Regions from separate parts of the Mus musculus genome. Here region 2 is linked to region 1. The links are chromatin loops, found by intact Hi-C in ENCODE. Cell type or tissue: heart. All regions are shown on one strand.

Region 1 (2,500 bases):
TAAGACAAAATTGGCAAACAGCATGGAAAAGCCTGGCAGGGGCAGGAAATATGGCATCTCTGTGGGAGTGACTGGTCTTGGTGACATCTAATTTCCTGTCACTTGGTGCAGGGTGGACAGAAGCAGGCAGAATGCAGATGTTTAGGGATGGGAGACTAATAGGGCAGAAGGGGGAGGAAATGACAGCCCCGAGCTGAGGGTGAAGTCGTGGGTTCAGATTTAAGAGGGCTGTGATCCTCAGGGCTGTCCGCCTGACTGCCTGAGAAGTGGCAAGAGTCCACCCCAGCTTCCCAGATTGGATACAGCTGGCCTGGGCTGGGGAGGGAGGGATCACAGTGGGTGTTTGTTGTGTCAATCACACTCTCTCTTCTGCCCCTGTAACTCAGTCAGCCCCAAACAGCAAAACATCCCTTTGCCTCCAGATCCCAGAATCTTCAGGATTAAAGGTCTGGGAACAGAGAAACTGCCAAGAAAACAAAAAAACCCTCCATTCTGTGGAGCATTTAGGATTTCCAGTGAGCAACCAAATACATTTTGCTGCTTGGATTTTGTATTTGTTTGTATGCCTTGCTAGCTCCAAGAATGTGGGAAAAACAGAAAGAAAAGAGGAAAAGAAAAGAAAAAAGATTCCAAAGACTTCCAGCTCCAACCACCCAGCCTGGACGTCTTCCTTTGTTTGTGTCAGCCTACAAGTCAGAATCCCCCTGATGATGATTAAGGGGCTTGGCTTATTCCAGTCTTCAGCCATTGTTGCTACTAAACGCTTGAATTCTCTTGTTTGCATCAAGGTATATAATTGGGAAGCATGTAAATTAGCCAAGTCTGTGAGCTGTAATTTCTCTGACTCAAAGGAGGGGGTTTGTAATGAAAACGGATGGTTAGACAGGATTCTGAAACCCGCTGGAGACTGCAGCCAAACACCTCCCACTCTTCAGGAAGTGGAGCGCACTCTCTCACTGTGGGCCTTGGCGGATGGAGTCTTCCTTTTAGCCTTAGCCGCACACAATCCAGTGAAGAGCAATGTAACCGGCAGTGGAGAGGGACTTGACTTATTCTTCCAAGGAAAGCATAGAGATTTCTTTTTACTAGCACCCGATGAGGCTTCGCCTGGAGTTGTAGTGAACCATGGGATGGATGGACTGATGGGTGGGCCTGGTTCGCCAGCCCGGGAGCAGGGTTGTCCTAGCAATGGAATAGAGCCCTTGTCACCCCTGGTGTGCCCATTAGGAACACATGTTTGGCTCTCATGTCCCTTTTGAGGGGAGCTTTTATACTCAGTGGAGCCCGGAGGCTCACACCCTCAGAGTGGTTGGAAATGTTGCTGAGTGGTGTTAAACTGACTGAAATGTCACAGTGTGGCTCTGGCTCCTACAGGGGAAGTGAATGGGCCTCCTTCCATCAACTCGGGCTGGTCGTCCACAGCACCCCCTTGTGGCCCTGGCGGAAGTGACAACGCTATGGGTCAGAATCCCTGGGGTGGAGGAAATCTAATTTGTGTGAGAGAAGTCATGTGGCTTCAACAGTCGAATGCTTAATTTTCTGAGAATTAAGACATATACATCCCGGTATCATTTTGGACACAATAGCGGGAGTAACTGATTATGTTTGTGTCTGAAGCAGGGCAAGTGCGCTGGAGCCTCCAGATAATTTTTCTGTCTTTGGTAGATTTTTTTCCTGACGACAGTGACAAGTACCTCTGCCTCTGGCTTTCACACATCCTGCACAGCAAACATATCATGCGGCCAAATGGTTAGAGTGGGACCTGGCCCTGAAATCCCCACACCCCAGCTCTGCCATGTCCCCTCTCCTGAGGATAGATAAGATTGTGGAGAGTTAGTTCTGTCTTCCTTTTCTGTGCCTTGAGCACAGGTCTGTCTTCATTTCTCACTGAAGGTAGCTACTGAGAACTATCTTTATTTTGCCCACCAAAAGGCATTGAAAGCAGTGTCTGGCTCAGCAGTTAACCCTCCTGAGCCAATAGTCATCACTCCTGCTGGCCGGTAGCTCGCTTTCCAACAGCTCCTCTCTTAATTTCAAGAAAGTTGATAATTAAATGTTATGTAACTCTTTGACCATGTAAAGTTTGGGTTTTTTTTTTGTTTTGTTTTGCTTTTGTTTGTTTATTTTTTCCTGAGATATAAGTTTATCATGGGGGCGGGGGTGGGGGAGAGGGACACTGGCTCTTTGTGGTTAGTGTCAAATTACTGCCCACAGATTGGAACCACAGGAGTATTGGGGAAAGCTGATTTTAAAACAGGCAGGACTGAGAAACAGATAAGTTGCTATGATCTCCGGGCAGAAAATTAGGTTTGTAAGAAAATTTACAACTACTTCTTACAGGGGCTTAGGAAACAGGGACAAGATGAATCTCCCAAGGAGGATGGAGAGAGTGAGACTGTAGCCGACAGCAGCCACGGGGTACTGGGTTCCTGAAAAGAAAGCTGGCGATGGATGGGAAGGACAGCAAGAGAAATAAGGAGCCAAGACCAAGTTCTCTGAT
Region 2 (2,500 bases), 380 kb before region 1:
AGGACTCAGGAAGAAAACAGCCCCTGTCTGTCCAGAGTGGCGGGTCCTGTTGGAGGAGTGGCCGTGGGAGGCTTGGCACAAGGAACAGAGAGCCAGTAACACCATTTGCTCTTGAAGCCTTGCCATGGTGGCTTGGGGGTGGGGGTAGGGGTGGGAGGCTGCTCCCTGCCTATGTGTACCCCTAGTCCCCACTAGAACTGAACAGACATCATACGCACAGTCCTTGGGGGCTACCAGGTTTATGACGTGCAGCTAATGAATACATGTGAAATTGGGCACACTATCAAACTGCTATTCCTAGGCTGCTGGTGGACATAATTATGAGTACGGTTGGTTCTTAGTAGGATGAGGTAGACCAGGCTTAAAATTTGTGGCGGGGTCTTTCGTTGGCTTGGAGCAGACCCTAAACCAGGACTGACGACGGGCAAGAAATAGCAATAAGAGCTGATTTCAATGCGTGAAATTTGCAGCTTCTCTACCAGAAACCAATGCATACCGCCTCAGCCCCAAACAATGGGGCGCTCAACACTCCACCTAGAACATGGCTGAAAATGGGGCCTCTGACGCAGGTGTGGCACCCTCACACAGCTCTCTATGACAAAGTAAGCTCACCAGCCCCAGGCACTACATCCCCAGCTCAAAGGACCCATGTACAGAATGTGCAGGCTCAGCACCCACCTCCTGCTGCTGCTAACAATACAAATCCTGAATCCTATCCAGCCCATTAACTACACTTGCTGTATTTCTTAAGAAATACACACGATGGAATGATACACAACGTGAGGCAAGGTCTCAATGAATACCAATTACTACTACCAAGCATCAGAGGCCAGTCTTGGCTCCAGGGACCAGTGGGCAGAGATCCAAGAAAGGCTTCCGACTTCCCGCCCACCTTAAGATTCCAGAAGATCACAGCTTGCAAGCTCTCTATGCCAGAGACTCCGTGCCATTTACGGACACTGGGGAACTCATGACAGAGGAAAGAGGTTGGAGAGTGGGAGGGGGGGGGGGAAAGTCACTTCAGGAATGGGCTGGAGCCCATACACAGCCTGGGCTTGCCAACTTTCCAGCCGCACAAGTGTCCCCTGCGATTCTGAAGGCCGGGGTGTCTAAGGAGAGGCAGTAGACTGTGCTGCCAATACAGAAGGGAAGGTCAGGAGATGCCTACTGGCTGTGACAGCTGATGGCAGGCTTGTCCTGAGGACACTGGTGAAGCTCAGAGCTGCTCTGAGAACCCGTGAGTAAGGAGTATGTTTTGGTTCTTCATCTGCTCTAAGGACACTGGTGTTTACTACCTGTGCTTGCTTTCCTCTTGTGTCTAACAAGTCCTTCCATCAGAAATGAGCTGGTCATCTCTGCCATCCCAGTCCAGGCCACAAGACTGATTTTCTGGAGGGTTAAAGAACCCGAGTCCGAATGGCACAAAGAAGGGGCACTAATGACAAGCTTCAAGGCAACCTCCTGACTTTAGAACCCTAGGGGCAGAATCTTGCCTTGGCTCCCATGTAAACAGCCTGGGATGTGCTGGGACACGGGACACGGAGTCAGAGTAGCCCTGCCTAAAGGCACCTGAGCCTGGGACTGGAACTGGGGTGAGCCCTGGAGTGCCTCGGCAAGTGAGTGAGGACCAGGGCTGCATGGGTCACAGCTCACCTTTCCCCCTGAGGACTTCTGGAAGCCACTGAAGGTGTGGTGGTTTGAATGAGACACGTCTCCCATAGGCTCCAATGTTTGGTCCCCAGTTGGTGACCCTACTTGGGCAGCTTTGCTGGAGGAAGTACATCAGTAAAGGTGGGGTTTTTTTTTTTTTTGCGATTAAAAGGTCCACGCTATTCATTCACTCCCTGCTTTTGTGCCTGCGGGTCAGTGTGTGAGCCCTCAGCTTCCTGCGTCTTCTATTACACTTGCTGCCATGCCTGCCAGCCTGCCTGCCATGGTGAACTCTTATCCCTCTGGAACCGTATGTCAAAATAAGTCCTCTCTTCCATACGTTTCGTTGGTTGTGGTGCTTCATCCTAACCACAGGAAAGTAACTACCACTCCTGGCTGGGAACGGTCACATGATGTAGTTGAGAAAAACCCGCTGTTTCCTTTGGGAATGGTTACTTCTGGTCTAGGGAAGCTGAACGCTGTTGGTCAGGTGCAGACATAGAACACAGCACTGAGGCACTGGCTGTGTAGCCTCGCCTCCCTCCAAGTCTAGAACAGAAGAAGGCCACACACACAGAGGTACTGGGAGATTCCTGAGCGAGCAGCTTTATCGGGGCAGGCTGGGGTGGATCCAGGTTCATCAAATCTGTGAGGCTGAGGCTCTCCATCATCACAAAGGACTCAGAGGTCAGTGGAAAACACAAACGATCAAGATAGAAAAATAGACCAGGGCCCTCTCATGACCATACGTCCTGGGATCAGATCCGGGCCTCAGGAGTGGACACAGAGTTGTAAAAAGATGAATCACGGTTGTCTCTTACAGAGGGGACATAGCTAGTGCCCTGAACCA

What was found. A loop is a pair of places that touch in the nucleus more often than their neighbours do. Peaks named below come from ENCODE experiments on the same cell type or tissue, not always from the same donor. Only the 100,000 strongest peaks of a DNase experiment are listed, where the experiment ranks them.
Region 2: a loop joins it to region 1, with 2.6 times the contacts of the local background. A loop is called at or near these places in 1 of 42 quality-filtered maps.

Annotation. Positions count from the first base shown.
Region 1 is chr1:88,755,731-88,758,230 of GRCm38, reverse strand. It overlaps Platr5 (pluripotency associated transcript 5), which reads right to left. Exons shown (of 3, transcript NR_040493.1): 3 at 2,498-2,500. Among named protein-coding and RNA genes, the nearest start is that of Platr5, 2.1 kb to the right of the region's middle. In heart, a CTCF peak has its summit at 1,434 (motif pointing left); DNase peaks (open chromatin) are centred at 280, 970 and 1,390; H3K27ac peaks cover 746 bases.
Region 2 is chr1:89,134,762-89,137,261 of GRCm38, reverse strand. All of the region lies in intron 2 of Sh3bp4 (SH3-domain binding protein 4), which reads right to left. Among named protein-coding and RNA genes, the nearest start is that of Gm34331, 32 kb to the right of the region's middle. In heart, no CTCF peak of the experiment used is centred here; a DNase peak (open chromatin) is centred at 981; H3K27ac peaks cover 629 bases.